Linked DNA regions of Homo sapiens: region 2 is linked to region 1. Evidence: read pairs that join two places in POLR2A ChIA-PET (ENCODE). Cell type or tissue: K562. All regions are shown on one strand. Each heading gives the region's core, and the rest is flanking DNA. Links, peaks and the distances in the headings are about the cores only.

Region 1 (5,490 bases), core at 471-4,470:
GTAATCCCAGCACTGTGGGAGGCTGAGATGGGTGGATCACTTGAGGTCAGGACTTTGAGACCAGCCCAGGCAACACAGCAAGACCACATCTCTTAAAAAGGCCGGGCAGGCACGGTGGCTCACACCTGTAATCGCACTGTGGGAGGCCAAGGTGGGCAGATCACTTGAGGCCAGGAGTTCAAGAGCAGCCTGGCCAACAGGGTGTAACCCACTCTCTACTAAAAATACAAAAATTAGCCAGGCATGGTGGCGTGTGCCTCTAGTCCCAGCTACTCAGGAGGCTGAGGCAGGAGAATCAGTTGAACTCCAGAGGCAGAGGCTGCAGTGCACCAAAATGGCACAACTGCCCTCCAGCCTGGGCAACGGTGAGACTCTATCTAAAAAAAAAAAAAAAAAAAAAAAAATTAAGCCTACACTGAGCATTAATCTGGACCTGTCTAACAAATCATAAAGATTACACAAATATTTGGTGTTCTACAAGGTAAAATTTACAATGTCTGATAAGCAATCAAGGATTACCAAGCATAAGGAAAAAATTAACAGAATGAAGTAATAACTTACAGATTGGGAGAAAACATTTGTAAGCAATACATCCAATAAGGTGTTAATACCCAAAATATATAAGAAACTCAAAAAACTCAGAGTGAAAAAAACAAATAAGCTGATTTAAAATGGGCAAAGGACCTGAACAGATATTAAAAAAAAAAAAGACACAGAAATGACCAACAAATATATGAAAAAATGTTCAACAGCACTAACCACCAGGAAAACGCAAATTAAAAGCACGATGAGATATCACCTGTTGGTGCTGGTGTTGGTGAAGATATGGAGAAAAGGGAACCCTTACCCACCGTTCGTGGGAATGTAAATTATTACAGTCATTCTGGAAAATTATATGGAAGTTCCTCAAAATATAGGCTGGGCGTGGTGGCTTGCATCTGTAATCCCAGCACTTTTGGGAGGCTGAAGTGGACAGATCACTTGAGCCCAGGAGTTTGAGACCAGCCTGGACATCATGGTAAAACCCCCGTCTCTGCAAAAAATACAAAAATTAGCCAGGCATGGTGGCATGCACCATAGTTCCAGCTACTAGGGAGGCTGAGGTGGAAGGATTGCATGAGCAGGGAAGAGGTGGAGGTTTGCAGTGAGCCAAGATAGTGCCACTGCACTCCAGCCTGGGTGATAGAGCCAGACTCATTTAAAACAACAACAACAACAACAACAAAACGAAAAAACTAAAAGTAGACTTACCAAATGATCCAGCAATCCCACTTCTGGGTGTATATCCAAAGGAACTGAAAAATCAGTGTGTCAGAGATATCTGCATTTCCAGGTTCACTGCAGTGTTATTTACAACAGGCAAATCATGACATCAACCTAAGCATCCATCAGCAGATGAAAGGATAAAGAAAATGTGGCCAGGCGCTGTGGCTCACGCCTGTAATCCCAACACTTTGGGAGACCAAAGCAGGCAGATTACTTGAGGTAAGGAGTTTGAGAGCAGCCTGACCAACATGGTGAAACCCCCATCTCTACTAAAAATACAAAAATTAGCTGGGCATGGTGGCAGGCGTCTGTAATCCCAGTTACTTGGGAGGCTGAGGCAAGAGAATCGCTTGAAGCTGAGAGGCAGAGGCTGCAGTGAGCCGAGATTGCACCACAGCATTCCAGCCTGGCTGACAGAGTGAGACTCCATCTCAAAAACAAAAAACAAACAAACAAAAAACAGGCTGGACGTGGTGGCTCACGTGTATAATCCCAGCACTTTGGGAGGCTGAGGCGGGCAGATCACCTGAGGCCAGGAGTTTGAGACCAGTCTGGCCAACAGGGTGAAACTCTGTCTCTAATAAAAATACAAAAATTAGCCGGGCATGGTACGGTGCACTCCTGTAATTCCAGCTACTTGGGAGGCTGAGGCACGAGAATTGGTTGAACCCAGAGGGGCGGAGGTTGCAGTGAGCCAAGACCAAGTCACTGCACTCCAGCCTGGGTGACAGAGCAAGACTCTGTCTCAAAAAAAAAAAAAAAAAAAAAAAAAAGAGATGAAAAGACAGAAAAGATAAAGAAAATGTGTATATATACACATTTGAATAGAATACCATTCAACTTTAAAAAGAAGCAAGAAGCAAATCCTGTGATTTGCAACTACATGGATGAAGCTGGAGGACATTATGCTGAGTGAAATGAACTAGGCCCAGAAAGACAAATACCGCATTCTGGCATGTTCTCACTTAAATGTGTAATCTGAAATAATTGAACTAATAGAAGCAGAGAGTAGAATGGTAGTTAGCAGAAACTGGAGGTGGGGAGGAAACGGAGTGACTTTGGTCAAAGAGTACAAAGTTGCAGCTAGACAGGAAAAAATGATGAGTATTTAAGATGATAAACGTGTTAATTAGCTTGATTCAATTACTCTATGCTGTATCTATATATCATAACAGCATGGTGTACCCCATAATTGTACATGATTAAAATTTATAGAATGCTTTTTAAAAATTGGAATATGAAGATGAACTTCAATGGCAAAAAAATTCTTTTTAACCCAGAAGATGAGATTGGTTTAAAAGCTCCCCACTTTTAAGAAAAGATTACCAGGCAGGCAAAGAGGCAGAAAACATGACCATATTAAGAAGAATAATCAGTTAATGGAAACCAACCTAGAACTGACACAAATGTTACAATGAGCAGAAAACATTAAAATAGTTACTATAACTGAATGCCATATGTTAAAAAATTAAGTAGCGATAAGGAGATACAAAACAAAGGCCCAAGTCAAGCATCTAAAAGATTACAATGTCAGAGATGAAAAGTACAATAAATAGGGTTGATAGTAGATTAGATATTGCAGAAGGAAGCCTTAGTGAAGTTGAAATCATAGCAAAAGAAATCCAAAATGAAACGCAGAGAAAAAACAATTTTTTTTTTTGAGACAGGGTCTCACTCTGGCTGGGGTGCAGTGGCACCATCTCGGCTCACTGCAGCCTTGACCTCCTGGGCTCAAGTGATCCTCACAGAAAAAAAAACAATTTTTTTTTAAGACGGAGTGTCACTCTTGTCTCCCAGGCTGGAGTGCACTGGCGCAAGGTCTCGGCTCACTGCAATCTCTGACTCCTGGGTTCAAGCGATTCTCCTGGCCCAGCCTCTCAAGTAGCTGGGATTATAGGCATGTGCCACCACACTCGGCTAATTTTTGTATTTTTAGTAGAGACAGGGTTTCACCATGTTGGCCAGGCTGGTCTTGAACACCTGACCTCAAATGATCCACCCACCTCAGCCCCCCGAAGTGCTGGGATTATAGGCGTGAGCCACAGGGCCAGGCAGAAAAAACAATTTTAAGAATGAAAAACATGGCTGGGCACAGTAGCTCACACCTGTAATCCCAACATTTTGGGAGGTCAAGGCATGAAGATCACTTGAGGCCAGGAGTTTGAGACCAACCTGGGCAACATAGCTAGACTCCATATCTACAAAAAAGAAAAAATTAGCCAGGTGTGATGGTGTGCACCCGTAGTCCCAGCTACTTAGGAGGCTGAGATGGGAGGATTTCTTGAGCCTAGGAGGTGAAGGTTGCAGTGAGTTATGATTGTGCCACGGCACTGCAGCCTGGGTGAGAGTGAGACCCTGTCTGGAAAGTAAAAAGAAAACCACATCAGTGAGCTGTGGAATAACTTTATGCAGGCTAATATGTGAGTAATTGGAGTTGAAGGAAAGGAGAGATAGAGGGGCACAGAAAAAATACCTTAAGGACTAATAGCTTAACAGTTTCCAAATTTGATGAAAATCATAAATCTACACATCCAAGAAGCTCAACAATTCTCTAACACAAGAAACTACACCAAAGCACATCATAATCAAATTGCTCAAAGCCACTGATAAAGTGAAAATCTTAAAGTAGCCAGCATCTAGGTGCGGTGGCTCATCCTTGTAATCCCAGCGCTCTGGGAGGCCAAGATAAGAGGAGTTCAAGACCAGCCTGGGCCACATAGCAAGACCCTTGTCTCTTCTTTTCTTTTTTTTTTTTTTTTTGGAGACGGAGTCTCACTTTGTCGCCCAGGCTGGAGTACAGTGGTGCAATCTCGGCTCACTGCTGGCTCGGCCTCCCAGGTTCACGCCATTCTCCTGCCTCAGCCTCCCCAGTAGCGGGGACTACAGGTGCCTGCCACCACGCCTGGCTAATTTTTTGTATTTTTTAGTAGAGACGGGGTTTCACTGTGTTAGCCAGGATGGTCTCGATCTCCTGACCTCGTGATCCACCCACCTCGGCCTCCCAAAGTGCTGGGATTACAGGTGTGAGCCACCGCGCCTGGCAGCAAGACCCTTGTCTCTACAAAAAAAAAAAAAAAAAAAAAAATAGACCGAGTGCAGTGGCTCATGCCTGTAACCCCTGCACTTTGCAAGGCCAAGGTGGACTGATCACTTGAGGCCAGGAGTTTGAGACCAGTCTGGGCAACATGGAGAAACCTTGTCTCTACTAAAAATACAAGAATTAGGCCAGGCACAGTGACTCACACCTGTAATCCCAGCACTTTGGGAGGCCAAGGTAGGCGGATCACCTGAGGTCAGGAGTTCGAGACCAGCCTGACCAACATGGAGAAACCCCGTCTCTACTAAAAACAGAAAATTAGCCGGGCATGGTGGCGCACATGCCTGTGATCCCAGCTACTTGGGAGGCTGAAGCACGAGAATCGCTTGAACCTGGGAGGTGGAGGTTGCAGCCGAGATCACACCATCACTGCACTCCAGCCTGGGTGAACAGAATGAGATTCTGTCCCAAAAAAAAAAAAAAAGAAAAAGCCTGATGTGGTGGCGTGTGTCAGCTAGTTGGGAGGTTGAGGCAAGAGGATCACTTGAGCCCAGGAGTTTGAAGCCAGCCTAGGCAACATTATAATGAGACCCCTATCTCTTAAAAAAAAAAAAAAAAAGGGAGGGGGGTTAAGAGAGTGGATTAGTGTGGGCGACAAGCCACCCAGGCGCCGAGGCAAGAGACAGAGGACACGAGCTGTTCCAGTATAATAAAATATAAAACAAGAATAGTTATACCAGATATAGATCTTAGATATGATTATATATGAATATCATTAATCATTAGTTTGTAGCAATTACTTTTTATTCCAATATTATAATAATCTTCGCTCTATAATCATAGCCTAGGAAAAACCAGGCCATACAGAGATAGGAGCTGAGGGGACATAGCGAAGTGTGACCAGAAGACAAGAGTGCGAGCCTTCTGTTATGCCCGGACAGAGCCACCAGAGGTCTCCTTGGTCTAGTGGTGACGACAGCGTCTGGGAAGACAGACGCCCGTTGCCAGGCGGACTGTGGTCCATCGGTAGCGTAAGTGTCAAGGGAAAACACCCACTACTTAGCAGACCGGGAAAGTGGGGGGAGGGGTCTCCCTTTCCCCGGGGGAGTTTAGAAAAGACTCTGCTCCTCCACCTCTTGTGGAGGGCCTGACATTAGTCAGGCTCGCCCGCAGTTATCCAGAGGCCT
Region 2 (5,490 bases), core at 525-4,524, 150 kb before region 1:
AAAAATACAAAAATTAGCCGGGCATGGTAGTGCGTGCCTGTAATCCCAGCTACTTGGGAGGCTGAGGCACGAGAATCGCTTGAGTCTGCGAGGTGGAGATTGCAGTGAGCCGGGATTGCGCCACTGCACTCCAGCCTGGGCGACAGAGTGAGACTCTGTCTAAAAAAATAAAAATAGGGGCTGGACCTGGTGGCTCACGCCTGTAATCCCAGCACTTTGGGAGGCCAAGGCGGGCAGATCACGAGGTCAGGAGATCGAGACCATTCTGGCTAACACCGTAAAACCCCGTCTCTACTAAAAATACAAAAAAAAAAAAAAAGAAAAAAGAAAAAAAAATAGGGTGTGGTGGCGGCGCCTGTAGTCCCAGCTACTCGGGAGGCTGAGGCAGGAGAATGGCGTGAACCAGGGAGGCAGAGCTTGCAGTGAACCAAGATCGCACCACTGCACTCCAGCCTGGGCGACAGAGAGACTCCGTCTCAAAAAAAATTTAAAAATAAATAAATAAATAAAATAAAAGAATAAAAGAAACAGGTGGATCATAGGTAATAGGAAACAAGCGAGGTGATGTGGTGCACGCATCACGAGTGGTGAGGACTGTGGAGAAATGAAGACAGCATGCCCACCTGGGTCCTGAACCTGACACCCCTTTTTCCCTAGCCATGTGTGGAGGGGAGCTGTCGGAACCAGCTGGCGTGGTCCTCTCTCCCGACTGGCCCCAGAGCTATAGCCCGGGCCAAGACTGCGTGTGGGGCGTGCACGTCCAGGAAGAGAAGCGCATCTTGCTCCAAGTTGAGATGTATGTTTGGGTCCTGCAGAGGGTGCGACGGGTGTAGGCTCAGCAAAGTGTGGTATGCCAATGCAGTAGCCTGCATTCTGAGCCTGTCTGGCTCTTGCGTATCTATCCAGAATTCGGTGGATAGGCTGGTGCACTAAGGGTACAGGATAGACGTGAGAGAGCTGGGCTCAAATCACATATTAGCCAGGCAACCTCGGACAAATAAATAGGGCAATGCAGCCTTCCTTAGGGGCCACTGTGAACAAGGGGCTCTGGCCTGGTGCCTCTCACTCTTTGGAGGTTTCTGAGGCTTCCCCTGGAGCTATTTCCACGGACACAGACCCAAACTGTTGCGTTAACACCAGCAAGTTGGGGAGGTCTGGGGAGAATCCAGTGAGCTGAATTGGTATGAGAGTGTCATGAGATGGCACAGAAGCTGAAGTGGGCGTGGCTTCAAAGCAGGTACTCAGGCGGGGCCTAGAGTTGTGTAGGGCGTTAGCGAATTTGGTCTGTGATTGGCCAGAGCTGGAGTTGGGCTAGGCTGTGGATCTCATGGTGATGGAGGAGGGAGTGGACAGTGGGCGGAGTTAGTAATGTGCAAGCTTAGGGATTGGGTAGTAGGACATGGGAGGAGCCATAGAATAGGGGAACCCTGAGGCACTAGCATAGGAGAAACCATGGTTGGTCAAAACGGAGGCGGCGCCAGACCTGGGATAGGAGAATATGGGCGGGGCTGGAGAGTAGGAGGGGCTACCAATGAGCAGAGTTGAGGATGGGGCAGAGCTGGATGGGAGGGGCCAGTCGCAGCCCCGCCCCATTGCCTGGTCTCACCCCCTGCAGATTGAATGTGCGGGAAGGGGACATGCTGACGCTGTTCGACGGGGACGGTCCCAGCGCCCGAGTCTTGGCCCAGCTGCGGGGACCTCAGCCGCGCCGCCGCCTTCTCTCCTCTGGGCCCGACCTCACACTGCAGTTTCAGGCACCGCCCGGGCCCCCAAATCCAGGCCTGGGCCAGGGCTTCGTATTGCACTTCAAAGGTACTGAGGGATAGAGTCCCGGGATGGGCAGGGGTCGGGCAGGCCAGAGATCCCGGGAGGTGGCCGGTCGTGGTGGCTCACGCCTGTTATCCCGGGGCCTTGGGAGGCCGAGGCGGGAGGATCGTTTGAAGCCAGGAGGTTGAGGCTGCAGTGAGCTATGCTTGTACCACTGTACTCCAGCCTGGGCGACAGGAAACCCTGTCTCTAAGAGAGAGAGAGAGAGACAGATCCCGGGAGGGGGCACAGAGCAAAGCCTCCGAGGCTGGAAGGGAGCCCGCAGTTAAAACGCAGCCTCCAAACTCGCCTTCCCTCCCCTGCAGAGGTCCCGAGGAACGACACGTGCCCCGAGCTGCCACCTCCGGAGTGGGGCTGGAGAACGGCATCCCACGGGGACCTGATCCGGGGCACGGTGCTCACCTACCAGTGCGAGCCTGGCTACGAGCTGCTAGGCTCCGACATTCTCACTTGCCAGTGGGACCTGTCTTGGAGCGCCGCGCCGCCCGCCTGCCAAAAGAGTGAGCCGGCCCCGCCCGCGTCCCCTCGGCCCCGCCCCTTCCCTGTGGGCCCCGTCGTCGGCCTGTCCTGTCCCGACCCCCGTGCTTTCTGGGTTCCATCCCTTCGCTCGGGGTCCTTCCTGGATCTTCTTCAAGGCCTGCCCCCATGCCCTTTAGTTCTCACTCCTCCGCCCGGTTCCCCGAAACTGTCCCCTCTGGGTCTCCCTCTCATCTTCTCCGGGCTGCATCCCTCTTTCTTGCACCGACCTGGGCTCGGTCCCTGTTTCCTCGTCTCACGGCCCCGCCCCGTCCCCTCCTGACCCCTCCTCTGCGGCATCTGAGTTTGGCCCCTAAAAGGGCTCCGACCAGGTTCCCACTGGGCTCCCCGGGTCCACACTTGGCTCCACCTTCCTGTCCTACGCCCCGCCCCAATCCCGCAGTCCTATCAGTTGAAATTGTAGGGAGCCACTTTGCTAGGACCAAGGCTTGTCAGAGCACTTGGTTTATTTGAATGCCATCATTGAAGCCCCGTGCTGGGTTGGGGTTAGGCGAAGGGGGTTCAAGCCCCTCCATACTCTTATGGAGCTCGCAGTCTGGGAGGGATACGCAGGGTGGTGATCACTGGGTGACTTTGGGCGAGGCACTTAGCATTTCTGAGGCTTGGTTTCCCCATCGGCGAAGTAGGACTGAGGTTGTGAAGAGCAGATGGAAAGTTCACAGGGCGCATGCTGCCCTGGGCGTGGCGAAGTGCTGTGGGGAGAGCAGTGGGCTAATTTTCTCAGGGCTGGGGCAGGAGATTTCACAGAGGAGGTGACATTTAAAGGAGCTGGGAGTGTGTATCTTTTAGAAGAGCAGAAAGGGCCAGGTGCGGTGGATCACCTGAGGTCTGGAGTTCGAGACCAGCCTGGCCAACATGGTGAAACCCCGTCTCTACTAAAAATAAAAAACTATCTGGGCATGGTGGCATACGCCTGTAATCCCAGATACTCAGGAGGCTGAGGAAGGAGAATCGCTTGAACCTGGGAGGTGGAGGTTGCAGTAAGCTGAGATTGTGCCATTGCATTCCATCCTGCGCCACGGGAGTGATACTCCATCTCAAAAAAAAAAAAAAGAAAGAAAGAAAGAAAGAAAAAGAAAATTGAAGAGCAGAAAGGAATGGCAGCTGGTTACTTTCTCCAAATTTTAGGAAGCCAGCCCCAAGGACATGGGGCTGTAGTTCCATGTGGCATCTGGAAGCAATGGTGGGACCAAGGGGAGAAGCTTCAGGTAGCCAGATTTGGGCTGGACAAAGCTTCCCGCCCCTGGAAGGATTCACAGGATATCAGGCCTGGATGGGGCTGAGAGTTCGGCTGGCCCCGCTGCCTCGGGCTCAGGAGGGAACCTGCCCAAGGCAGCAGATTGAGCCTGAAGGTGTGCCAGGACCCACATATCTGAGTCCCTGTCCAGTGCTCCATGGCTGTGACCCTGGGCAGATTCCGGCTCTGCCACTCCCTGGCTGAATGACCATGGGCCAAGTCCTTTGACCGCCCTGAGCCCTGGGCTCCAAGGGAGATGACAGTGACATTGGCCTCTCAGGATAATCAGGATTAAATATTATGTTTGTGCCAGGTGTGGTGGCTCACATCTGAAATTGCAGTGCTTTGGAAGGCCAAGGTGGGAGGATCACTTGAGCCCAGGAGATTGAGAACAGCCTGGGCAACATAGTGAGACCCTGTCTCTACAAATAATAAAAAATATAGCCAGGCATGGTGGTATATGCCTGTAGTCCCAGCTACTCAGAAGGCTGTGGTGCGAGAATTGCTTAAGCCCAGGAGTTTGAGGCTGCAGTGAGCCGTGATCTCACCACTGCATTCCAGCTTGAGTGACAGAGCAAGTTCTCGTCTCCAAAACAAAGAATTATATTTGGGGCCAGCCGTGGTGGCTCACACCTGTAATCCCAGCACTGGTGGAGGCTGAGGTGGGTGGATCACCTGAGGTCAGGAGTTCGAGACCAGCCTGGCCAACATGGCGAAACCCTGTCTATACTAAAAATACAAAAATTAGCTGGGCATGGTAGCGAATGCCTGTAATCGCAGCTACTCGGGAGGCTGAGGCAGGAGAATCTCTTGAGTCCAGAAGGCAGAGGTTGCAGTGAGCCGAGATGCGCCACTGCACTCCAGCCTGGGCGACAGAGCGAGACTCCCATCTCAAAAAAAAAAAAAAAAAAAAAAAAAAAAAAAAAAAAAACAAGCACACACACAAAGAATTATATTTGTTTGTAAAACATTTAGCAGGGTACGTAGCTCAGGCTTATATACAAGAAATGGCTATGATTATGATTCCTTCACAACAGGGTTGTAAACTCAAACGCCTGAAGGCAGGGAGTGTATGTGAGTGAACTGGGCTGGGCATAATGAGAATACTGGGGACAGGAGAGCTGGGCCCCCTCTAAAGAGGGCAGCTGCTGTTCCACAGACTACAAGCCATGTTGGGCTCACCCTGCTGGGATTTGGCTAGTATGCTCTGGTATGGTGGTTAAATATTTTGAATTTCACCCCAGGATAGGGGCTTGGGGTTTCCCCAAGCAAACTGTTTACTAAACGAAGCCTGAAATATAACATACGTTGAATTTTGAAAAAAATTAAGCCTGTCATTCTGGCCTGAAAATAGATGCACTGCATTTTAAGTTTTTCCAATTCATGCTCTCTTCCTTCTGAGGAATTGGTGGGAAGTGCGTGTGTGTGCAGAGGTGTTCAGAGGAAACAGCCTGAGGCTCAGGCCTCTCCCAGCCCTAAGCTTCTGGGAGATTTTCTTTTATTTTTTTTAGACTGGGTCTCACTCTGTCACCCAGGCTGGAGTGCAGTAGCGTGGTCACCATTCACTGCAGCCTCGACCTGCTGGGTTCGAGCGATCATCCCGCCTCCAACTCCTGAGTAGCTGGAACCACAGGAGTGCGCCACCACTCCTGGCTAATTTTTCAATTTTTTGTAGAGATGGGGTCTCTCTGTGTTGCCCAGGCTGATCTTTGAAGGCCCTCGCTCCCCCTGACCTTGTTCTTCTGCCACCAGTCATGACTTGTGCTGACCCTGGCGAGATTGCCAACGGGCACCGCACCGCCTCGGACGCCGGCTTCCCCGTTGGCTCCCACGTCCAGTACCGCTGCCTGCCAGGGTACAGCCTCGAGGGGGCAGCCATGCTCACCTGC

The links. Peaks named below come from ENCODE experiments on the same cell type or tissue, not always from the same donor. Only the 100,000 strongest peaks of a DNase experiment are listed, where the experiment ranks them.
Region 2: POLR2A ChIA-PET joins it to region 1 with 6 read pairs; 3 of 35 experiments call an interaction of 5 or more read pairs at or near these places.

What each region holds. Positions count from the first base shown.
Region 1 is chr16:29,721,553-29,727,042 of GRCh38, reverse strand. No RefSeq gene overlaps it. Among named protein-coding and RNA genes, the nearest start is that of C16orf54, 22 kb to the left of the region's middle. In K562, for the core only: no CTCF peak of the experiment used is centred there; no DNase peak of the experiment used is centred there.
Region 2 is chr16:29,873,593-29,879,082 of GRCh38, reverse strand. It overlaps SEZ6L2 (seizure related 6 homolog like 2), which reads left to right. Exons shown (of 18, transcript NM_001243332.2): 10 at 658-796; 11 at 1,616-1,812; 12 at 2,133-2,327; 13 at 5,354-5,490. Among named protein-coding and RNA genes, the nearest start is that of CDIPT, 13 kb to the right of the region's middle. RefSeq lists enhancers at 396-895, 896-1,397. In K562, for the core only: no CTCF peak of the experiment used is centred there; DNase peaks (open chromatin) are centred at 1,422, 2,342 and 2,712; H3K4me3 peaks cover 1,631 bases.